Regions from separate parts of the Homo sapiens genome. Here all the other regions are linked to region 4. Evidence: chromatin loops called from intact Hi-C (ENCODE). Cell type or tissue: gastrocnemius medialis. All regions are shown on one strand.

Region 1 (5,000 bases), 200 kb after region 4:
TGATAATGAAAACACATTAAAGGGAAAGTCCTATCATTCCTGAGAGTTTGCAACATTGTCAGAATCTCCCTGAGAAGGAATGCCATGGAGGGCAAGGCTGCTTTCTTGTCTATGATTTGATCTGTTGGTGAGAAGTGAGGATGAACGCTTTTCCTGTCTGTCGGTTTATGGTGTCTGCACATTTTGATAGCAGATCATTGCTGTTCACTCCTTCTCCTTTAAATAGAGCAAGTGGAATTGTCTACAGAATGCGGCCTAAGTATTCTATTAGGCCTAATGTGTTTTAATTAGCAACAGCAGACGAACCCAAACACTGTCTCTTAGTGCGTCTAACCTTATTATTTTCAAGTAGCAGTTGAATAACACTTGGAAGAGAGTCATCAATCTCTCAGACTAATTAATGAAAATGTTTAAAAAATACTGGCAGATGAAAGTAATAAACATGTCAGTCCCCAAATTGTGTTTTTCCGCCACTGATTGATAATAACTAGGTCAGTCGCCAAGTTTTAATTTCTTGATTAAATGGCATTCCCAATACTGCTATCTTCTTGACATTGACTAAACTTAATAAGCAATGTAGTTGACACTTCATATCTCTTACAGGAAATACTTCCTCTCATTATTAAAAAATACAGAGTGTTAAACATAGCTAGCAAAAATTAAATCATTTGACATTTTATTAGAGAAAACTTTTAAGACAATAATAGTAACTGATGGCAGTTATTACCAAAAATACCTAAAGATTTGGAACTACCTTTTGAATTGTTAGGGTGGTGACATTATATTCAGTGTATTTTTAGTATATGCTTTGCTTTATTTTAGTTCTTTTTCAGTGTCAGGTGCTCATTCGTGGTGTAAATAACAATTCTGTGTTAGGCAGGTTTTCCTATTTGATCACGTGTGTGGGTTGGATTAGAAAATAGACATTAAATAAATTGATTGCTGTCTGTGGCCCTTGTCCTTGGCAGGGTGGATTCCTTCTGAAAGGATATTGCAGTGTCCAGGGAATGAAGGGGTTGAGCAGATGAGACCTCCCTAGCTGATGCAGCAAGCCTGAAAGGAGAGGGAATGAATTCCAGAGATGTGTCAGAAAGGGGAGTGGCATGGAGGGCTTTGTGATACCTGAACAGGTTTGGGCTGTCCATGAACTTGAGATTTAAACCCAACTTTTCCCTTTGAATTGGCTGATGTTTTCCTTGGAGTCAGTAGCAATAGTGTTTTCTTAAAAAAATTGTTTGAATAAACATACCTATAAAATTGGCTTTTGAAACCAAATACAGTACCTATGCCTATTACATGCCATTTTTTTTGGTTTCCCCACATCAAAGGACTGCTAACGTCTTTTAAAATCTTCATGCTATCATTGTGTCTCTGCTAACACTGCCCCTCAATTCTGTGAAGATTTATTCAGTGTCCATTACACAGTCATGAAGAGGACAAAAAGAACAATCGTTCCATGGTGCATATGGTGTAGTGGTGCTCACCATAGGCCTGGGATGTGTTTCTTTTTTGCGCTTGTGAAATAATTATTATAAGTCCCTTCCTTTGCACTTGAGGGAACTGTTACCCAAAGAGGTGGTGTAATCAAATTCTTTGCTGTTGGGGCTCAGATGTAGAACCAGATCAGTTCAATTCCAAAGCTCAGATTTTTCTACTTGAAGCTGTACTGTTGTTTCTCATTCATCACATGGATGGGCTTATGCTGAGAGCACAAGGTGATAGATAAAAAAAAAAAAAAAAAAAAGAATGAGATCGTCCTGAAAAGGAATGTGCTAAGCATGTAAATGTCTCTATAATAACATAGTAGAGAAAGTATAAAATTATTTACTCTTCCCCTCCAGAAAAATTCATGGTGGTTGAAACGAGAAAGAGAATGAATTTGATTGAAAGATTAAAAATGTTTCTTGGAGACAGTGGTTTCAAAGGTGGGATAGGATCACAGGAAGAAAGGACAAATGCTGGAGGAAGTAACAGCAACAGCCAAGCTACAAAGAAAGCAATGGGGGATGACTTAGGGGACAGGTCCTATGTTCTCCATTTTGGCTGCTGTGTTTTGGTGCATCTTATGTAACACCCAAGTAAGTTTGTATTTTATTTGGTGTCCAGGGAAGCCACTGGAGATTTTGAATAGAGAAATGGCATAAATCAATAGTTTTTTAGGAAGTTCATGCTACAAACCGTACTCTCATTTTATTTTTCTGTTGGTACTAGTTACTTCCCAAATATATCCTGTATATTTTGTGTGTGTGTTGTCTACCCTTTCCTCTTCATTGTAAGCTGTTTGAGGGCTGAAGCTGGGTCAGATCAGGCACACACCTTTCCTGTTGTCCTCCAGCACTCTCTCTCTCGGAGCTCTGCGCTGCTGTGTAAGTTGTCTGACTACACTGAGAGTGCCACACTGAAGGGCCCTGTGCAGAAGCTGTGACTCAGAGTCCCAGCTGAGTACCTCTTTCCACCCATTCTATAAGGTGCCAAACATGTAAGTGAAGCTGTCCTGGACCATCCAGACCAGCCAAACCATAGGTCAGAGTGCCATCTACTGACCTACGGCAATGTCACATGGAACATGGGTTCTCCCAGCTTGGTCCTGCCCAATTCCTAACCCACAAAATTGTGAGATAACCATTGCAGTTTGAAGCCACCTAGATTGGGGGTAGCTTGTTATGCAGCAGTAGATAAGGGGAACCAATAAGGTCAGTTCACCTCAGCTTAGGGCATGGACCAGAGCTGGGGTGGGGTGCAGGGCTCTCTGTTATACTCGATATGCAGTCAAAAAAGTAGCTGATTGAACATTGGATGTGAAGGAGTCAAAATGACCAAATCTAAATGATAAGAGTAGGTGGTGGTAAGAGGAGATTTTAGGTGTGAGAAGTTGATGGGATATTGTGTTGACAATATTAAATTGATTAAAATCTTGATATCCCTTGGAATGTCTAACTAATATCACAAAATTAAATTTATGATCTTTACTAGTCCATTTTCACATTGCTGATAAAGACATACCCGAGACTGGGTAATTTTTAATGGACCCACAGTTCTATGTGGCTATGGAGGCCTCACCATCATGGTGGAAGGCAAAAGGCATGTCTTACATGGCAGCAGGCAAGAGAGAATGAGCGCCAAGTGAAAGGGGTTTCCCCTTATAAAACCATTAGATCTCATGAGACTTACTCACTACTATGAGAACAGTATGGGGGAACCACCCCCATGATTCAGTTATCTCCCACTGGGTCCTTCCCACAACACGTGGGAATTATGGGAGCTACAATTCAAGATGAGATTTGGGTGGCGACACAGCCAAACCATATCATTATCTTTCCTTCTAAAGGGAATTTCTTTCATATGGTCTCCTTCATCTCACATAATGTCAGCTGGAGGTCTGTAGTTACCTGGGTCAGACACCTGGGAGTGCTCCCTCCTGAGTCTTTTTTCTCATGTCCCATATGGATGCGTCCTAAGTCCAGTAAGCTTCACATTAAAGCAGAGTCAGTATCCACCTTCCTTGTTGTTCAAAGTAAGCCACTTTCTCCAGGCTGTTAGTTTCATTTTCTCCTGTCCCTAAAGCCCTCCACAAGCCTCCGTCTAATTCTGTGCTTCTTTGATTCACGGCGTGTGCACAGGTGTTGCAAGCTATTGGTAGAGGCTCTGCAGAGCAGGTACAAGGTGTATTTGGGATGAAGTCCCTGAGAATGCAGACACCTATGGTTTTTCAGAAAGAAGCTACACAGATCCTTTTTAATTACCATGTTTTTATTTTTACTGAGGTGTTACTTATATGCTGCAAAGTATGTGAATGTTAGGATGACAGTTTTACAGCTCAATGAAATTTTACATATGTGTGTGTATAGATAGATCTATAAATATATAGCAGTTCCAAATTATTTCAGAAGAAATCCTCCTTTCTCTTAGCTTAGAATATATGTAATGGGGCTGGCTATCTTGGGAGTTTCATTGAAGAGGGGGTGTTACATTTGCATGTTTTTTAACCTATGCTTACTGAAAGGTCAATGAAATTTGGGGAAAGAAGATCCTAGACATCTAGACATTCTTCATTGATATGTCATTGGAGAAAATCTTGGAAAATAAAAAGTCTATTTTCTACCTTCCAGATGACCCCAACTATATGAGTCCTACCTCTTTAAAATAGCTTTTCCTCCTTTTAGCACTAAGAATCTTTATTATGTGCCAGTAATGATTAAAACATTTTAAGATGAAATTCTTTATTACTGCTGCTATGATAAATTATTAGCAATATAAGACAAATGTTTATCTATGACTGCTTTGAATATTAACTTCAGCCATATCTTATATATTTTTTTCTTAGTAAAATCCTCAAGATATGCCTCCAAGTTTTCTTTTTGTTATAACCTCATGTGGTGGCCTGTGGAATATTATTTTTATTTTTATTCATATAGTCCCAGACTTGTTTGTACATAGCAACTAATATCTATAGAGCATTTTCTATGTGCCCAACCCACCCTAGATCCCTTACACATTAACTTATTTATTCATTTCAGCAGCTCTAGTGAGAAAGGTGATATCAGCACCCCTTTTTACAGGTGAAACCGAGGCACAAGGTGTTAAGTGCTTTGCCAAGGCTACACTGCCAGTGCATGGCAGAGCCTGCTTTTAAGCCCTGCCAGGCCAGCTCCAGAGCCTCTGTCTCTAATCACTGTGCTATCCTACCTCGCAATGAGCATTTGGAAGAGAAGTGAAAACACCACAGTCCCCCTAGGAAGCCACAGACTGGCTGCTAGAGCCCATCATTTAAGGAGGCTGGTGAATTTAATGAGTTTCTCTTGACTGTATTTTCAAGGTAAAAATGTAAATAATAGAGTCCACATCATTTCAAATTGAATCAGGGCCAACTGTAATTTCAGGAATGAAAAAAAATAATAGCAAGTAACAAGCACACCATGCTTTTGTGTGCCCGACAGCATTCTCATGGAGGACTTTCACTTGCTCAATCCTCACACCCACCCCATGAGGCACAGACAGTT
Region 2 (5,000 bases), 260 kb after region 4:
GTCTGGAATCCTAAAATGAGAAGACCCTGTTTTTGAGTGTGGCTGTGAGGAGAGAATTTTCAAAGGTGACTTTCAAGGATTTGCATCTGGGTTTTTGGAGACAGAGGCATTATGGGCAGACTTGAGTTATCCTGCAAGACAAACAGGTTTAAGAACATAAAGAAGCTCTTGGTTGATTTGAAACTTGTGGAGCTTGAGATGCAAGTAGAAGATACGTAGGAAGATAGGCATGTCTTGCAAAAGGCAAGTGCGGAGCTGGAGTTAAGAGACACACTTGAAACTTTTATTGGAATGAGTGCTGTTGCCTCAGCTATTGTGCAAACTTGGGGTTTCTGCAGAGGATCACAGGAATGAGATCCCTGGCTCTGCACTCTTTAGCCTCTGGACAGAGGTACATCTAAGGGGAATGTCATCCATGGGGAATGTCCCCATGGTAACATGGAAACCCAAGAGATAGCATTCGACTATCTGGAGCTTTTTACCCACACATTCTTTACATGTGCCAAATCCATTTTAGTTTTACATATGGCCCTATTTGAAGTTGCATTGGAAAGCAGGCTTAAAAAAAATGAGAACTCTTTGAGATTAATAAGGAGTGAAGAACATTCTCCCTATGGGACTCGAAGCTGCAGTTGAGTTTCTTCCTCCCTGTCCTGCCTGCCGAACACTCCCCAAGCACCACTAGCCAAACTCCTGAAATGCTACCACGGAAACCTCTGATTTGATTTAATGCAATTTGCGCAATTGACCCTTGAAAATTAATTTTGCCATCTCATAATGAATACTTAACAGGGACTTCTGTATTCAGAAAACTGAAGATCTATTTTCCATTTGGTTATTGTGGATAAGCCTTCCACAGACTTCCATTTCAAGGCTCAAAATATTTGCCGAAGTATATTTTAATGGAGACGGTATTAGAATTTTAAAGTTATCCAAAATTAAGCTACTCAAAAGTTATGATAATTTTAAAGAAATGCTAAAGGTTTTTGCATAGAAGCAAATATGTAATCATAAAAGAGAGGTTCTCTTTTGTAATTGTCAACTCTGGTACCTGAAATTATTCATTTAATACCTGTTGTGGGATATAAGATTTTACATAAATGTTATGTGTAGAAAAAACAGTATCTTAATCGAACATACTTTCTGTAAATTGGGAGGGCAACACAGAGATTCCAAAATAAATTTCATTTGCTCAATAAGCTATAAATACACAACAATTGATTTTCCCATTCCTAAAGAAACCTTTCTGATAGCTCAGTGGTTCTCAGTCAGATTCGTTGGAGACCTGGGAAAGGATCTGCACAGCACACCACCAGTGTGTGCTGGTGGTAGCTCTTAGTGGCTTTGGAAGATGATTTTGGGGCTAGAACTCATGCATGTTCCTTCCTTGGGAAGATGAAGTGAGGGAGGTGCCCCAGCCTGCCTGTGTAGATAGAGCATCGCTTACTACAGGTCCCTCCAAAGGCATGCCTGATATGTCTTCCCAGCCAAACTTTGCATTTTTATACATAAACGGTCTAAGACAATACTTTTTGCCTTGGTTTCACATCCCAAATATGGAATGGAACAAGTGGAATGCATATGATGCTAAATAATAATGCTTTACTGAAAAAACCTTCAGAGTCTTTATTTTTAAAGAGGTGAAAGAAAAAATATTTACCAGAAAAAAATATTGCTATGGCAATGTGTTCCCCCACAGTTTTTGGCCTGAGGGCCCTTTTAAATATAGATTGAATGGGAGGAGACGGGGGCATGAAGCAGATGGTCCATGCCCAATCTAGGCTTCCTGATGAGGATTCCGGGTCATTTTTCCCACTCACAGTGGGTTTCTCCTGGCTGTTGTCCCGAGACGGCTGGACTCAGAAGAATTAGAGAAGGTGCTCAGAGTCCACCCTGTTGTCTCCTCCCGGTGAGGGCAGGTGCCCTTCTCTCAGGACGCAGACTGTGAGATGACAGCTGCATGTATGACCATCTCTTCTGCTGGGCCCTGAGGCCCCTGAGAGCTGGGGCTCTGTCCTGCACCCTCCACCTCCAGAACCTGGCTGCATTTACAGGAGCTTCACACAGGCTTGCAGAATGAATGCTTCTTCAGGTCGGAGTGCCTTAATAAGCATTCATTCAGCAAGCCTATTCCAAAAAGCCTGGAGTGCCAAATCGAAGAGTGCCTCTTCAGGACCCACGTTTATTTTTAGGCTATGTCTCCTGAATCTTTCCTGTGCTCTTTTGTGTATGACAATTACATAAATACAGCTGATCAGACACCACCCTGGAATAGTGAAGTGGTGACAGATGGTTCTTTTCAGGTTGTAATACGTGGTGCAGATTCCCAGGAGAGAAGAAGCCTGGTTTTCTCCCAGGCTTCCCTCTTTAAATCCGTCAGGAGCCTAGCTTATTGCCCACATTCTTCTCAGGAGCTCACATCCATACTTGGTACCAGAAGCGCTGGCGTGATTGCACCACGTCCTTCCAGCTGTGCAGCGCTTGAGCGTCCCCTTCAGGTGACACAGGTCACACTGAAAGTGGGGCATGCTTTCCTTAGCTTCCCTTCTGCTTGGAGTCAAGAGCCGCATGGGAAGCTGGCCACATGTCCCATTCCCTATTTCCCTGACCTCAGTCCCTTCCAACTGGATTGTTCACCTTTCATCCTTTTTGATGTTCTTCTATCTCTGCTCCTTTTGTAATGAAAATGATCGTTTTTTATTACCTACTAAACCATTTTCTTTTTCATGCCAAACATTTCTTTGAGAGGTTTCGTGTTGATTGTTTTGATTGAGCTGAAATTCACACAACATAAATTACCCAATTTAAGTTGGCATTTCCAATGTTGTGCAACCAACACCTCATCTGGTTTCAGAGAAGTTTTCATCATCCCCGAAGGAAACCGTGCACCTAGTCAGCAGCTACTCTCCGTTCCCCAGCCAGTCCCCTTCCCCCAGCTCCTGGCAACCCCCAATCTGCTTTCCATCCCTATGGGTTTACTTATTCTGGATATTTGATGTAAAAGGAATCATACACTATGAGGTCTTTTGCCCAGATTTTATTCACTTAGCATGTTTTTGAGGTTCCCCTGTATGGTAGCATGCATTCGCATCTTACTCCATGTTAAGGCTGAACAATATTCTATTGTGTGGATATACCACATATTGTTTATTCATCCTGTGATAAACATTTGTGTTTCCACCTTGGGGTTGTTTGCTAGGAAAATGATGTTATGAAATGGGTGTACATTTATCTGTTTCAGTACGTGTTTTCAATTCTATTGGAAATATACACAGGAGTAGAACTGCTGTGTATGTTTAACTTCGAGGAATTGCCACTCTGAGTTCCCTGGCAGCTGAGCCATCCACAGGCTGTTTTATTTTGTTTGTTACATACCCGTGCTCTCGGCATCTGCTTTCACTAACTCCCCTTGATGACACCTGCCCCTCCTCCATGGGTCTCCACCCTGTCCACCCCCGTCCCCGATGATGCCTGTCCCTCCTCTGTGGGTCTCCCTTTGCAGTTTGGTAGATCACTTCAAGAATCCTCAGTGCATGTTCTAAAGCAAAGATACAGAACCCTGATAGTTTAGGACCAGCTTTGCATCCATACTCATGGAGTGGTTTGGATACCAAAGTGAAGTCCCAAAATTTTGAAAACAAACTTTTCTCCATCACAACGATTAGTCTGTTATTGTAATCCAGTGGACTTATTTGCATCGACTGCCCTATTTTGTCTATAGATTATTTCTAAAATGAGCATGTCTCATGCTGTTCTATGCAGCCTTTAGTGGCATGGAAACAGGAGGCTCTTAGAAACCAGAATATTTGGTGACTCTTATTGTTCTTCTTCTCTGCCCGTAGGTATCGTTCTTCCTCTTCATCATCTTCGTGGTGTACACCATGCTGCCCTTCAACATGCGAGACGCCATCATTGCCAGCGTCCTCACCTCCTCCTCCCACACCATCGTGCTTAGCGTCTGCCTGTCTGCAACACCGGGAGGCAAGGAGCACCTGGTCTGGCAGGTGGGTGCACCTCCACATCCATGGAGAATGACTTTCCACATCCCACCAGGGGGTGAGGCAGGTGCTGCTGGCCCATTCAGGGTGTGTGTAGTGTGGTACCTGCAGCTGTTCCCTTTCTGCCCCTTGAGACTGACCCCCTATAACACTGAGGAGCCAGCCCCACTCCACTGCCATTGGTGGGATCAACAGTCACTTAGCAATTAGCAACTGTAAAAGTAATGGTAGCAGGAAAGTTGGATGTGACAATTCTATTTTGTGATTGCTGAATGGTGGTATGATTTTGATGGTCAAAAGGTGTTCTTATATGTTATAATTCAATACTCATTTTTATAGTGAAGTAACTTATACGATTAATTTCATAGTTTGTTCCCACCTTTGCTCTACCTTGATATTCAAAACCCTCTTTACAAAGATAAAAATTTTCTTTATTTTAAAATTTTCTATCAGGTCTATGAGCATTAAAAAAAAAGTAATTCTTTAAAATGGTACAACAACAAATTTTTCCTTACTAATAAATAGCATTTCAAAGAAGCCATTCTATTTAATTAGTTACAAGCATTTTAAACGCTGTTTGATTTCTAATTATGTACACCTATAAACATGAGGATGATTTGGAGTTATTCCTAACATTCTCTGTTTTACCTATTAAAAGTGCATTTAATTTGCTCTGTGGAGATCAACTGCAGCAAATGCAGCCATGACATAAAATGCAGTGGGGCTGAGAAAATTGCAGTTGTGACAACACTGTGCCATTCTAAAGGAACTTTAGGCATAGGTCACCTAAGCCCTGCTGGGTCTGAGAAACCAGTTTTTCTTTCACGTGATGTGCTATTTCATTTGGAAACTTGAGGTGGAAGTGAAGGCTCACTCTTGAGTCTATAGTAGTCTCTCTCAGTTGGAAAGCTTTCTGCGGATCACTTTTTTCAATGCTCATCTCCTACTGCTTATCACATCACATTCATTAAGAGTAGCCAGGAAAACCTGCATTCATTAAGC
Region 3 (5,000 bases), 130 kb after region 4:
ATAATAGCAAACATATAAAGACAACCTCTTCAGGACCTGGAAATATTTTTGTCAAATGAAGTTTTGCTTAATCCATTGCCATTACTCATCAATTGAACTCAGTTTTTAAAAGAATGAAGTTGTCTGTGTCTTTCTTGATTTATTCATTCATTCATCTAGCACATACTTATTAAGCACTTATTATGTGTTTTGCAAATTTCAGGTAATAGGACTATAAGGAACAAAAGAAACAAAATCTTTTGCCTTGACAGAACTTACCTCTTAGTGAGGGAACACAGGCCACGTTAATACAAAAGTAGGATTTGTGGGTGTTTACTAATTGTTATGATACACCACTAATACACTTTTTTCTTGCTTTATACCAAAGGAAATAGTACTTATTATTAAATAATTAGACAAAATTCAACAACCTTCTTGGTGCAGTTCAATTTTATTATATTTATATATTTTTAATTGGATGCAAACAATTTTTTTCCTTTCAGTCTAAAAATATTGATTAAAATCCATTCCTTTACCCAGCGGTGGTACAAACATGTTTGAAAGAGTCTTAGAAAAATTGGTCCATTCTTTATTTTCTTACTTTAAAAATAAATCAGCTGAAGCTTGGAGATCTTATGTGACTTCTCCAACGATGTATAGTTGATATCAGAGATGGAACAAAATCCAGTACATTAAGGAAGCAATTCTGAGAATATTCACAATTACTACACTATAGTGTGGAATAAGACTAGAAGTGAATTTGATTTATTTTCAAATTAAAAAAATTATGAATCAAAACATGTGAAGTGGCTTAAAATCATATGTTGGTTGAATTGAATGAGAAAGGTGAAATTGGACAAAAACATGCATGAACTATATCTCGGCATGGTTCCATAGAGGCCATGTCTTGTCCCTCAATAAACATTTTTTTTTTAAATTTTAGAGCATAATTAAGTTACTCCTTAATGACTATTTTAAGAGACACTAACAAGGGTATAAAAATAAAAGCCAAGGTATGTGAACTTTCCATTTACGTAAGCTTGCTAAATAAGCCCCTCTTCCTGCACCTCTCTAGGCAACTGATCCTGAGCACACGTCTCCATGGCGGCAGGAGTCATTGCTTTTTAGATCACGTTCTCCGAGCAAGAGCCGAGAAATCGATATCTCTCACAAGGCTGTAGACGTGCTGGAACTGATTAGTCATTAACCTATTGTCACTCCTCCCAGCGCTCATGGAAGGAGTTGCAGCATGTCAATGGATTTTAAAAGAGTACCAGGATTAAACTTCTCCATGGCAGTGGGCATTTGTGAAAGGTCTGTTCTGAAATACCAGTACCATCTTCTCACATGTTAAGGGCCAAAAATCTCAGTAAGTCACTCCAAATCAGGTTTTACAGATGATTTTTTGAAATATTGATTCTGGTATTGTCCCTGAAAATTTAATTTATCAAATAAGCCAATTAAGAAGCGTCTTTTAAAGGCACGTAGGGACCATTCAGCACTGGATGGACAAGAAAATGAACATATTAATCTTACAGTCAGCAACGTTTTGTTGATGCTTTGGAAACTGAACTGCAAAGGAGTACTTAAATGAACTGAAAGAGTTAATTTGACTTCTAAGAGCCATAAACTGGCTTGGGTTGGGTGGATTCTGTATTCCCAGACTCTGGTTCAATAAAAATGTAAATGTTATCTGGGTACACAAAGCATATTTCATGGCGATAATGAATCTGTTGACATACTGTTCATACTTTATTATATAAATTTTAGTAATGTATTTGCCAGAGAGAAAAATGAATACACAGGGAAAGACTCTGTGCTCAGCTCTACAATCTGCCCCAGGTTGGCTGGCACACGTTCGCTTCTGACCTTGGCGCAGTTTGCTGGGCTGCCTTGATTTAATCAATCAGAGCCCTGTGGATGTTGAGAGGAACACGACGGCGTCATTGACTGAGCTAATCTAACTGGATTTGAAATAGGAGCTAGAAGATGGGTTATTTTTAAACCAAAACCCACTGATGCATAAACCTATCCTGCAGCGTGATTGCTTAGATTTATAATCGATTAGGTGTGTCTTAGTGTGTATGTAATCCCTGAGAGGTGACCACATTAGGAGGGGATGGGCTTGAGTTCGCAGGCAGAGGAGGCCTTCTCCTTTGGCTGGCCTGCCGTAGGCTCTGCCTGCAGGCCCAGAATGGAGTGCTGTTTAGTGTGACCTGTTACCAGCATGGGCTTTCTAATTTGCAAGGCCGCGGGCAAAACGGACATGCAGAACCTTTTGATCAAAAATTTTGAAGAATTTCAGGGTGGTGACAGCAGAACCTTAAACCAGCTGCACAAGTCACAGATCCAAAAAGTCAGCCTTGCTTGCTGGGTTATGAGGATAGAGGGCTGCCCTCTAGCGTTACAGGAAAGAGGAATTCTGCTTCCTGATGTTTGCTTTTTATTTTTTCTCCCACAGGCCCAGTTAGAGATTCCCCAGCAGGTTTCTTTTTGCAACAAATAAATTGCTACAGAGTAAATATATGGGAGAACCTCTTGCTCTCCAGGCCTTACCCTTGGAGTGGCAGCCCTGCTACCCAGAGACACAGAAATGAACCAGAGGTCTCCTTTGGGGTCCCTTTAGTTTCAAGAGTCCATATTTCACGCTCCTGGCTTTGTACTAAAGGACGTTTTTCATTTTACTTCATATGGCTTGTAAGTTATTATTTTGTTTCTTTTTTTCTTTTTTTCCTTTTTGAAATACAAACTTGTGGAGAACTTTTTAAAAGGCATACTTAGTGCAATCGATTCTAAAACATGAATACAGAAACTGTAATGATTGTACTGTTTCACTTTTTTTGGTATTAAACATAAAGCAATGACAGAAGCCCGCATAAAAATAAGCATCAAAACAAAACAAAGATCAAACAAAGCCTCAGAGAAGCACTGACATATTCTTCATTTTTATATTATTTTCCTTCTAAGTCCTGTGTCTATGATGATGAAATTTAAATTGTAGTGTTCAGGAGGAAAGGAGGAGTAGGAATGTTGATTTTTGTTCCTGTTTCACTTCTTGTAGCCTTACTTTTCAAAGTAAATTGGAAACTATTACAAGGGTCCCAGGATCCCTGTCTTTCCCACGCCTTCACCCTGCCCCCTTCATCCAGCACATGGTAGGCACATAATGTTAGTTTAATAAACTAATGGAAGGATGAGTGAATTAAAAAAAATTCAAAAAGATCAAGGGCAAAATAATCTCCATGTCATTACATTGTAACAAAATTTCTTAAAAGTCTTAAGACTGCCTTTACCATACAGAGAACATATATATGGTATACATACTGGATATTTAAAAGATTCCACTTCCCCACTAGGAAGAAGGAGACAGTAATTAAGCATTTCCTTTTCCTCATAAGTTTTTCAGCTCTTTTCGCATAAACCTAAATGACGGATTATTTATTTTTTCTCCCTTCTTGAGTGGGTGAAGACAAACATGTATCAATACAAGGGGTAAAGAAGCAGCAAAGATTGAAGAGAAGATGAATAATTAGTCTGTTGCTAGCACAGGAAAGGACTGGAAATGTGCAACTCTGCCCGCCCCAGAAAGACCAAGCACACAGCCGGAGGAAGACAGAACCAACACAATAGAAACCGTGTCCAGCTTCCCACTCAACCGTGTTTCCTTGGAAGGGATTGGGTTCTGGATATTTATACCGCGGATTCATCAGTGTTGTCTGTCATGGAAGCTTGCTCTCAGAACCTTCAAAAACCTAAAATCTGGGAGTATAGTAATCACATCCTGAGGTTCATAGCAAAGCACCGAGCCCAAAGCATCCAGCCCAGTGAGGTTTGGTGGGAGGGTCTGAGGTTGAAATTACCTGGGTTACAGTCACAGGAGGGTGTTGGAGTGGAGGGCAGGCAGGACAGGGTGGGGGCAGCAGTCCATAAACACTGCAGGGAAGAGAATTTCTTTCTGCTGCTAGGGCAGGATGACCCACGGTGGGAGGTGAGCCTTGGGACCTACAGGAGGCTTCAGGGGGACACCCCCCCACCCATTGCCTCCTCCTCCACTCCTTGTTTCCAGGTCCTCAGAAGGAGGGAAGTCCAGGGACCAGGGAGCCTGGTGGGGCCGGACCTGAGGTACTGCACGCAGCCCTGGGCCCAGTCTCCTCGGCCACCTCCCTGCCTCTGGTGTCTATGAGATCTGCGGGTGAGCTGTGCAGCTCCTGAGCCCTCATCCTTAGGCCCTGTGGGCACTGACGGATGCTAAAATGAAAACCTCTGGAAGGATCCGTGCCCGGCCTGGCCCTGTGCTCAGGGTAACGCAGCTACCTAGCTTACATGCCCTCTGCCAGCGAGGAGGACAGGACAGCCAGGGAGGCGGGGCATGGGGCCATTCGAGAAGGTTCTGAGGTCTTAGGTGGTGACAAGGCTGAGTCCTGAGAGCTGGTCATCTCCTGGAAGAGATGAAAAGTGCATGGAACAGCCCTCTGGGGCTGCCCTCTGGGATGCTCGCTGGTGGCAGGAGAAGGGAGGGCTCTTGTGCCTTGGATTCCTTGGGGTAAGGCTTTGGGGGAGGAGGTGGGATTTGGGGGCTCTTTGGGCCGGACCACACTCGAATAGGAGGAAACTTCCAGAAGGGTGGGTTCCTTTGGTGATAAGCAATGAAGCCCCTTCGGCCCCCAGGGCGAAGGCCAGCGGCCTCCGCTCCCACGCGTGTCGGGAGGGGACACTGTCCCTGGTGACATCCGCCCCCACAACGCTCCTGCCGGGTCTCTAGCGCCTCCTGCGTCCAGGCCCCCAAGGTGACAGGGAGGGAGCTACTCCCAGGGCCGACCCGCCCGCTCCCGCGCCCAGCCGCTCTCCCCGGCGCCCCTTTGCCGCCATCCCCGCTCAGCAGAGGGGCTCGGCGAGGACCACGACCAGCCACGGGGCAGCTCTGTAAACCTGTGATATGACAGGCTTATACGGCACCTCCAAAGTGTGACTGAAGCTGAGCGTGCAGGGCGCAACGGACGCTGCCCCCGCGAGGCCGTGGC
Region 4 (5,000 bases):
TTCTAAAAAGGAAGATAGGCAGCCTATCAAGCTGTGGCTGAGAGAAAATTGCTTCTTGAAGGACTCTTGCCAAGCAGATGTTGGGGGACCACGCCCCCATCCAGCACAACACTCAAAATGAAAATGAAGTAGAAAACCAAAGTTAAAATTCCTTCAACTGTAACATTGATTCAGGTTTAACAATGTTTTATTTCTGTGGCCTTTGATCTTAATGTGTAAATATTGACAATCTCCAATATATACCACCGTAATTCCTTAAAACAGCCTTGTTTCCTAAAACGGAGGTATTCTGACCAAGACCTTCAAAGTTTCTAAATTTTATGTATGACTACAATATCCAAAATGGTTTTTTTCCATCTGCATGGATTTTATATCCTGTAATCACAGAATATACTACTCTCACTTTGTCTTTCAGAGCAGTTAATAACCTATGATTATTGCTTCTCTTCCAATTTAAATCTCCCCACCAAAACCAGAAGAATTATTTTCCTATGAAAATGGGATGTTATCTCTCTGCTTAAATCACACAAATATTTCACTCACGGCTGTTGTGTGGTATCAGCCAAGGATTTCAGCATGGCCTACAAGTACTGGATGATCTACTCTCTGCACACATCTGCAGCCTCAGATCTTATTACTTTCCCTCTGGGTACCTTCCACATAGGTCTTCATTCAGCTCATCAAAAAATGTGTCACTTCTTCAATGTCACCAGGCATTCACACGCATTATTGCTCCTGATGTGTTTGGCTTGGTGCTCACTTAATTCCTGTATTTTGTCCTTTGGATAAGTCATTGCTGATATGCTGTCCTACCAGGTTATGATTCTTTGTTATCTGCACTCACATAACAGAGTTCATTTCTGCAGAGCAGATATCTGCATTTGTAATGTACGCTTACCAGACTGATGAGAACTGTTCATGTAATTTATAAAGTTAATGCCTCTGATTAGGAACAAATAATCATGAAGTTTCCAGACAAAATAATTTCTTCATGCTATAAAATCTTGAGGTATCTACAAAGAATTTATCTGTATTCCAAGTATACTACAGTGGTAAATTTTGAATTGGCACTTTGCAGATTCTTAAAAGTACTTTTAACAAAAGTATAAGTAACCTATTAGGGAGTGGTTATCTAGGAGAAATGTGAGATATCAATATCTTTAGAATTTTAGGCTCTAGTCCTATATTTATTTAATCTGAAAATACTATGCCTAGAATTCATTAAATAATACCTTACTAAAAATACTTAATGAGTTATACTTTAGTATTATCCCTGTGGACTTAAGATATATTTAAGTGGTGATCACCAAAAACACTTATGAAGTTTAATTTTTAGTAATGGCACACCAGAAAGAGTTTTGGACTAATTCTCCCACTGGAAAAGAAAAAGGGAAAATTGAACAAAACAAAACAAAAATCTGTCTGAAGGCACTGAAGAGCTACCAAGTACAGAGAAATTTCAGGCCCAAGACCCATGAAAAGACACAACACAAGAGGGGTAAGACTACCAAGAAGTCCCAGAAAACACACTAGCTTTGGCTTAGGGTCTTGAGGTTCGCCGTGTGGGATCAAGGATTAAATGGGAAAAGGTCAGCTCTTGTGTGGACTGAAGCTCACATTTTTTTCATACCAGTATTTAGTTGGGGTTAAGTGTTCTGAGACTGATAATGATACTCACCTAGTTGCCTGCCAGTTGCAAAATGCTTTGGAGAAATATAAGATAATCTAAAGCTTAAAATTGTCTATACAACTAATAAAAAAAATTATGTGACACTCAATCGCAGAAAATCAGATATCCAAAAAACAAAATTAATGAAAACCAAGGGACAAAGAGAGAAAATAGAAAAAAAAAGAAATCCAGTTAATTTAGCTACATGCAGATGTTAAAATCACAGTGTTAACAAATGAATTTTTAAAAACAAAACAGAATTAATTTGGAAATACAAAAAAATGAAAATTCTAAAGTTAAAAAATAGAATGACTAAAAAGAACTCAACAGATAATGTTAAAGCAAGAGTAGATTTAGTTGAGGAGAGAATTAGTGAACTTGAAGACAAATTATAAATTATCTAGGCTGAAGATGGAGAGACAGTGGATGCAAAGCCCAGGGAGGAAAAAGCAGAAAAGGAATACATGAACCTCACAGAGGACAAATGCAATGAACACCGCACTTAGGTGCAAAGGGTTTATCAGGTAAAAAAAAACAACAAGACTAACTTTAAAATTAGACAAAGATGAGAGAATGACTTCTGGAATGGCAGTGTAAAGAGACCTGTAGAAACAACCAACCACCACTGGTTAAAATTTTGATATGTATAGTTTTATATATAATATGTGTGTGTGTGTGTGTGTGTGTGTGTGTATATATATATATGTATATATATATATGTGTATATATATATATGTATATATATATGTGTATATATACATATATATATACATATATATATATACATATATATATATACACATATATATATATCTTTGGAATGCCCTTGGGAATTGTCCTAAGGGCATGTAACAAATGAAGGAACACTTATTCAAGAAAATCTATTAATTCTCACCAAGGACAGTGAGATTCTACGGCATTTGAGCTTCAGACTGAAAGTAAGTAACCTTAGCAATTCAAATCCCTCCCCTCAACATAAAAACACAGATCATCAGCAAAGGCCATCATGTACTTATAAAAGGTGGCATGATTGCATATTTTTTCTCCTTTCTTCTCTTAACTAACATAAAAAAGCAATACTATAAACTAACATTTATGTAATTGTATTAGTGGGCTTATAACCTATAGAAATATATTTGATCAAGGATGTGTTTGGGACCAAAGCTATATTGGGGTGAAGAAATGATACCAAATGGTAACTTGAAATCGAAAGAAAACAATGGAGAAAGCCACAAAGGTAAATACGAAGTCTAACACGAAAACTCTTGCAGAGAGTTTGAGGGATTTGGGGCCTAGCAAGGAAAAATATATGAACACGAGGTGGCAGTAAAGCACAACAAGCTTTATTTCAGTGCTGCTTTGAGAGGATTGCCTGGGAGAGGAAAATTCCTCAGAGCCTGAGACCTTCTAAAGACAATGCCAGGGAGCCACAGCCCAGGAGGGGAGGGGTACACAGGGATTCCTGCAGGAGTGGGGGAACCGGGGAGAGTGCTCACTTATCTAGAGGCTATTGCTCAGCAGGATGATGAGAGGGAGGGTCTCCGGGTCAGAGAAATCCAAGGCAGCAGTGGTTTGGGGTTTTTATTGCCCAAGGCTTACTTTACCTATTACAAGTAGGTGTTGGGCATAGTTTTGTGGGTTATTCAGAAAAGGAAGGCTCTAAATGCCCACATTTTTGCTTCCTTGGGCTATAATTAAAACCTGTGTAAAAGAAATTTTCCACTAAACGTCTCAGGCTGCCATGATGAAGTAAACACAACAGGGCCAACATACAAGAGCTGTCTTTGACTCATTTATTTAACAACTCTTTAAGTACAGCTTTTCTCTTTTTTTCTTCCCTAACCTTCTTTAAAAGACATAAAATTATGCAGCAGGAGCTGTAATAGTGTTCTGTCACAATTGTAACACCTATAGATATAATAGACATAATAGTAATAACACAGAAAAAGAAAAGAAATAGGCATATAAATAGCATTTATGTATTTTCTTACAATTAATTTAGTATAAATCTGAAGTTAATTTTGACAAGTTAATATGCATATTATCATCCCTAGAACAACCAGGAAGAAATTAACTCAAAAAATATAGTGAAAAGATTGTCAAAAGAATTACATTATTGCCTTAAAATAGTCACTTAATTCAAAAGACGGTAGTAAGGGTAAACTAGAGAAAAAAAAAGACGATGTATAGAAAACAAAATGTAAAATGGCAGACATAAATCCAACAATATTAATAATAACATTAAATGTGAATGGATAAAATAAGCAAATCAAAAGGCAGGGATTATGTCAGATTGGATAAAAAAAGTAAGATCCTATTAATGCTGTCTAGGGTAGCCATATTTTAATTCAAGTATACAAATAGGATGAAAGCAAAATCATGGAAAATATATATTATGCAAATAGTAATAATAGTAATCAACTGATGAATGGATAAATAAAATGAAATATTTGACAGTAAAAAAGAATGAAGTTGTGGTACATGTTACTGTCAGGCCTCTGAGCCCAAGCTAAGCCATCATATCCCCTGTGACCTGCACGTACACATCCAGATGGCCGGTTCCTGCCTTAACTGATGACATTCCACCACAAAAGAAGTGAAAATGGCCTGTTCCTGCCTTAACTGATGACATTGTCTTGTGAAATTCCTTCTCCTGGCTCATCCTGGCTCAAAAGCTCCCCTACTGAGCACCTTGTGACCCCCACTCTGCCTGCCAGAGAACAACCCCCTTTGACTATAATTTTCCTTTATCTACTCACATCCTATAAAATGGCCCCACCCCTATCTCCCTTCGCTGACTCTTTTCGGACTCAGCCTGCCTGCACCCAGGTGATTAAAAGCTTTATTGCTCACACAAAACCTGTTTGATGGTCTCTTCACACGGACGCGCATGAAAGTTACAACTTGAAAATATGATACACACATTAGAAAAAAAGCATGCCAATTAAATGCAATTTATAGAAACACAACAAAAGAAACTCAGAAAAATGATGAAAAAAGATACGGTTCACATACAGCAAGATGGTGTAGCTCCACTCGTGAAACACAATGGACTTTAAAACAACAAGCCTTACTAGAAATAAAGGGAGATATTTCACAATAATAAAAGTTCAAAAATTAAGAATACATAAGAATTGTATAGGCTTATATCTCGAAAACATAAGCAAAATTTACCAGAACTAAAAAGATAAGCAAAATGCCTGATAGAATAAGAAGAAAAATGCTTTTAACACACCCAAATAAGCAGAAAAAATTAACATAATATTAAAATTTTGAACAAGATTAACAAATTTGATCTGAAGACAATGTATATAGACTTTTACTCAACAAC
Region 5 (5,000 bases), 560 kb after region 4:
GGGGATATGTAACATGAATTATTCAGATAATAGGAGAAATAACTGCTTCATACTGCCATCAGGTATTTATCGAGACCAAACTTATGAAGACTTGTTGAAATGAATTGAGTTCTTCTAGAGACTGAACATAATTTTTTCTAGGATTTGCTAAGCCCAAATGACTTACTGATGTTGAATTAAACTTCATTCCCAGAACTCAATCTCTTCTTTTATTACTGACGTCACTTAAAACCTCCAGTTTAAACCAACTGTGTGAAAACAGATTGGGCAATAATTTCTCAAGGAGCGGAGCTTGTTTGCTGCACCTTGGTTTGGTAAAAAGCAAAATCATTTCTCCATGGCAAATATGTCCTCCTTACTTGGGCAGTTGTAATTTTTACTACACAAGATTTTGCTTGTTGATTTAACAGCTTGTGCCTCCTATTAAGGAGCAAGATGTTTTCCAACTGACTGCACAAGCCTCCAAATCAGGTTTTCCCCATAAGTCGTGAGACAAAAAAAAAAAATACTAGTGAGCTATGATAGAAAAGACTAACTGTTGTTAAGAAATGACATTCTGAAATTCCACCAAAGTTAGCTGACGGTCAACTTTGTAGCTCCAATTTTGTAGTTACATGGTTTTTCTCTCATAACTGTAAGTTGAGAATTTACTGCAATAGTTCTGTTTCCTTTGACTTTTTCTGGAATGATATAATTCACCTGAGGATAGGAAGATGTCTTTCCCTCTTGAACAGAGATTTAATTCTTCTTCTCCATTCATATTTATACTGTTTAGTGCAGTGATTCTCAACTGGGAGCAATTTTACTCCTCCCCCCGCCCCCCGGAGCATTGTTATTGTCAATGGAGACATTTCTGGTTGTCACAATGAGAGGTGAAGGATGCCCCTGCCGTCCAGTAGGCAGAGGCCAGGGATGGTGTTAAACACGCTGTGATGTGCAGGACAGCCCGCAAAGCAGAGAATAACCCAGTTCAACCCAGTTCAAGTGTCCATGGTGCCAAGGCTGAGAAACCCTGCGTTACTGCAATCCCCATGCACACTCCTTATTAAACACTGTGTGGAGCAGATGAATAACCCCTTCTTCATTTTCCTCTCCCCTTTAGCTACCACCTTAGTAGCAGCTTTTCTCTACCTTGCTGTCACCTTGAATAGGTGCTTATGTCTACAGTCTCCATCTATCTTCTCACCCGTCCCTTCTGAGTCACTGAGAGTTGGGCTTTCTCTTCACTTTCCGTAAAGGAAAGTGACCCAAGGTCAGCAGGTGGCTCCTCTTTGTCCCCGGACCTTTCTTCATCTCTGATTTAGCTCCCTTTGGGCTCCAACGCTCATCTCAGAAGTCACTGCCTAAGGCCCGCAGCAGCCCCAGGTTCCATTTCTCCTGGTCTCTCAGCTGTTTTCCAGCGTGCCTTGCTGGTTCCCCTCCCCCCGACCCATGTCCTAGCCCAGGGCATATTGCCAGCTCAACCCTCTGGTATCCCACTCTCCTTTCTTCCCTTGGAGCCCTCACCTGCTGTAGTGGGCACATTCACGATCCTTCCTGGGTGCGTGCTTCTCGAATGCACAGCGGTCAGCTTTGACCTTCCGCCAAAGCCTAACCAGTCCGTGTCTGCATTCCTCCCAGCCATTTCCTCTTGGTGATCCCACTGCCAACCTAAGTATAGTTATTCAATAGGCATTTATTGAGTTCTTCTTCTTTGTCAGGGACTTTATTCTGCTGTGGAGACACAGATTAATAGAGCAAAGTCTCTACCCTGGTGGAGCTCACAAACCAGTGAGGGATGCCGACTTGAAAAGACACAAGGCACTGGCTTCCGTGCTAACACGGACATCCATTCGGCCAAGCAGCCATGCCCGGCAGGCCTGGGACCGCATGTCATTGAAACCCCGAAGGCCCAGCAGCCCAGCAGGCAGGCTGGAACAGAAACCGTGCTCCACCCCACTTTGGTGCACAGAATCGTTAAGTATTGGGGGAGCAGAAACCTTCAGGACATTTAAAGGAATTAAATGAATTCTACGCATATACTAATAATGTAACAAAAAATAGAAACTTTTAAAAAGGTGAAATTCCAAATATAAATATAGTAAGTGCTACAAATTCATGTTAAATATAAACAGGTAACAGGAATGATAAACAGAAATTAATAGGAAATCTGCATAGAAATGTTCACTTCTTCCCACTGGGAAATCTTCAGGACTTCTCTCCTTCAGCTCTGTAATTCCCTCCTCCTCGTGGGATGACACAGCCCTCAAGGACGAGTAAATGAGGAAATTGTTACCCTCCATATTAGTTTGCTAAGGCTGCCATAACAAAGTACTGCAAACGGGGGACTTAAACCACAGAAGTTAATTGCCTCGCTGTTCTGGAGACTGGAAACCAAAGATCAAGTCGTCAGCAAGGTTGGTCTCTCCTGAGGCCTCTCTTCTCCCCCTGTCGGGCCTCTTTCCTTCCTCTCCTTGTGTCTTCACACGGCCTTCCCTTTGTGGGTGACTGGGTCCTAACTGCCTCTTCTTAAAAGGACACCAGTCATATTGGATTAGGGCCCACCCTTATAAGCTCATTTTATCTTAATCACCCCTTTAAAGACCCTATCTCCAAATATGGTCATATCCTGAGAGACTGGGGTTAGGACTTTAACATATGAACTTGGAGGGACACAATTTAGCCTAAAATCCTCCATTTCAAGGCCTAAGAGGGCAAAAGGAGGGGGATGTTCCCAGAACTAGAGAGAGCTGCAGTGCAGAGACAGTAGCTGCCACCCGGGGCAGTAGCCCTTGTCCTCCGTGAAGAAGACTGACCCCTGTGGAAAGCCTGCGGTGAGCAGGGAAGAGGAGGAACGAGGCCCCAAGCCTCCTCCCTGCTCTCTTTTTCCACTGCACCTCCCACTGGGCAATCGCCACTGGCAGCCCAAGGACAAGGAGCGGGCACCCCCTAGCGGTCAGGCCACCAGAGCCAGAGCCCCGCAGAGAAAGGCAAAGGCCGGCTGTGGAGGGGAAAGGAGGGAAGAAGGCGCCAGCCCCTCCTCAAAGCCAGCTTCCCTTGGTGATTTCTGGACTAATACGATACAGGTTCCCCGTGGTCAGCCTTAGCCCGCATGATGCGTTTGGCCTGAGGGGGCCTGAGACACGGAAGTCAGTGTCTTCTAGCACCTAACGTCTCCCCTTGGCCACACAGTGCTTCCTTGAGATGGGATTTGATTCTTATAGAATGTTTGCAGTGCCTTGTAGCATTAGAATTTGCCTGCATTCCTTTCTGCCTAAAGCTCAGGTTTGGGACAAAGGGGAACAGTTTCCAGCTGTGATGCTCTAACTTCCATCTGCCTGTGTGTGTTTGTTCTCAGGAGCCCGAGCGGCAGTACATGCACATTGGCACCATGGTGGAGTTTGCTTTTGCCCTGGTAGGGAAGCTGGATGCCATCAACAAGCACTCCTTCAACGACTTCAAATTGCGAGTGGGTACGTTCTGCAAAAGAGGTCTCGGTTTCAGTTGTGGCAAAGATGTGGAATAAGGAGTAAGTCAGGAGATATTGATGATCCTTTCAGTGTTGGAGTAGAACAATTACAAATGCATCCCGTTGCAAGACTGGATGACAGAAGGAAGGACACTTTTGAACAAATTAGAAAAAAAAAAACCCTTTGATTGGACCTAGGCTACCTGCACTCAGTCAAGGTCGCGTCTACAAACACGGCACGCACAGCCTTGAGCCATCCTGCGTTGCTGATTCACTGTGAGACATCCACTAAGAGCTGCTACATTATTTTATGGGCTGTTGCCAATTAAACTGGGACCTGCCACTAACTATAAGATACACCCATATTTCAGAGATGTAAAAATATTTTCTTTAAAAAAGTGGATCTTAGAATTGTTGCAATACAGTTCCATCTTCCTGGGGCCACAAGCTGTAAGAACACCAAATGTGTCATAGGTTCTGAAACAGCGACAGCTTTTCCGATTGTGTTCAAATCCTAGAGAAAAAAAAATCCAGCTTTCTTTATAATATTGTTAAAAAATAACCTTTAGGCCTGGTGCAGTGGCTCATGCCTGTAACCCCAGCACTTTCGGAGGCTGAGGTGGGAAGATCACTTGATTCCAGGAGTTTGAGACCAGCCTGGGCAACATGATGAGACCCCATCTCTACAAAAAATAAATTAGCTGAGCTTGGCGGCGCACGCCTGTAGTCCTAGCTACTTTGGAGGCTGAGGCGGAAGGATTGATTGAACCCAAGAGGTTGAGGCTGCAGCAAGCCATAATAGTGCCACTGCAATCCAGCCTGGGTGACAGAAAGAGACGCTGTCACCAAAAAAAAAAAAAAAAAAAAAAAAAAAAAAGTAACGTTTACTTGGTTGAAAACAAAGGCTTCCTGATTTCTAAATTTTTAACAGACTTTAAGTTGATTTTTTTTAGCATGTTTCATGACTTGCCTTTTACAAATTGTTGTTTTTTTAAATGTGTGTTTTAAGCCATCAAGTCAACACACAGCTTGGTTGCGATGTGTGCAGTTACTTGCAACCATTCAGAGTTCTAAGAGCTTCTTTGACCATTTTATGGTTTTCTTGGCAACACATTTTGCTTCTTCTGAGAGTCAGTTTATATAAGAGCAGTTCAGGCAGCAAATTCTATCTGAATGGTTTTTAACGCTCTCTTACATACAAATTTCAACTTTAAAAAGAAATCTGAATATTTAAAGCCATTTTCTTCCTTTGCTATGGGTATGTCCTGAATGTCATTTAAATCCAAAATATGTTACATCTCTTTCACAAATGAGATGTGTTTCTCCACTTGTACTATTAGTTGTCAGTGTTTAATCATATTTTTCTTTTTCTTTTTCTTTTTTTTTTTTTTCTTTTGTGAGACAGAGTCTTGCTCTGTCACCCAGGCTGGAGTGCAGTGGCACGATCTCAGTTCACTGCAACCTCCACCTCCTGGGTTCACGTGATTCTCCTGCCTCGGCCTCCCAACTAGCTGGGATTATAGGCATGTGCCACCACACCTGGCTAATGTTT

What was found. A loop is a pair of places that touch in the nucleus more often than their neighbours do. Peaks named below come from ENCODE experiments on the same cell type or tissue, not always from the same donor. Only the 100,000 strongest peaks of a DNase experiment are listed, where the experiment ranks them.
Region 1: it touches region 4 in a loop (8-fold over the local background); 2 of 110 quality-filtered maps call a loop at or near these places.
Region 2: a loop joins it to region 4, with 5 times the contacts of the local background. A loop is called at or near these places in 2 of 110 quality-filtered maps.
Region 3: a loop joins it to region 4, with 18 times the contacts of the local background. A loop is called at or near these places in 13 of 110 quality-filtered maps.
Region 5: it touches region 4 in a loop (19-fold over the local background); 13 of 110 quality-filtered maps call a loop at or near these places.

The regions. Positions count from the first base shown.
Region 1 is chr5:7,461,895-7,466,894 of GRCh38, forward strand. All of the region lies in intron 2 of ADCY2 (adenylate cyclase 2), which reads left to right. Among named protein-coding and RNA genes, the nearest start is that of ADCY2, 68 kb to the left of the region's middle. In gastrocnemius medialis, a CTCF peak has its summit at 2,571 (motif pointing left); a DNase peak (open chromatin) is centred at 2,457; H3K27ac peaks cover 2,718 bases.
Region 2 is chr5:7,516,896-7,521,895 of GRCh38, forward strand. ADCY2 (adenylate cyclase 2) reads left to right here. Exons shown (of 25, transcript NM_020546.3): 3 at 3,843-4,004. Among named protein-coding and RNA genes, the nearest start is that of ADCY2, 120 kb to the left of the region's middle. In gastrocnemius medialis, a CTCF peak has its summit at 2,502; DNase peaks (open chromatin) are centred at 2,506 and 2,926; H3K27ac peaks cover 1,149 bases.
Region 3 is chr5:7,390,237-7,395,236 of GRCh38, forward strand. It overlaps LINC02142 (long intergenic non-protein coding RNA 2142), which reads left to right. Exons shown (of 4, transcript NR_183263.1): 4 at 1,055-1,668. It overlaps LOC107986403 (a long non-coding RNA gene), which reads right to left. Exons shown (of 2, transcript XR_001742597.2): 1 at 3,840-5,000; 2 at 412-3,738. Among named protein-coding and RNA genes, the nearest start is that of ADCY2, 3.4 kb to the right of the region's middle. RefSeq lists an enhancer at 4,452-5,000. In gastrocnemius medialis, CTCF peaks have their summits at 2,375 (motif pointing left) and 4,995 (motif pointing left); DNase peaks (open chromatin) are centred at 2,342 and 4,310; H3K4me3 peaks cover 232 bases; H3K27ac peaks cover 3,797 bases.
Region 4 is chr5:7,258,180-7,263,179 of GRCh38, forward strand. No RefSeq gene overlaps it. Among named protein-coding and RNA genes, the nearest start is that of LINC02123, 87 kb to the right of the region's middle. RefSeq lists enhancers at 3,894-4,442, 4,443-4,991. In gastrocnemius medialis, a CTCF peak has its summit at 2,990 (motif pointing right); no DNase peak of the experiment used is centred here; H3K4me3 peaks cover 362 bases.
Region 5 is chr5:7,813,529-7,818,528 of GRCh38, forward strand. It overlaps ADCY2 (adenylate cyclase 2), which reads left to right. Exons shown (of 25, transcript NM_020546.3): 23 at 3,338-3,452. Among named protein-coding and RNA genes, the nearest start is that of CFAP90, 35 kb to the right of the region's middle. RefSeq lists a silencer at 1,308-1,602 and enhancers at 1,672-2,209, 2,446-3,174, 3,175-3,902. In gastrocnemius medialis, CTCF peaks have their summits at 2,938 (motif pointing left) and 3,141; a DNase peak (open chromatin) is centred at 2,913; H3K27ac peaks cover 601 bases.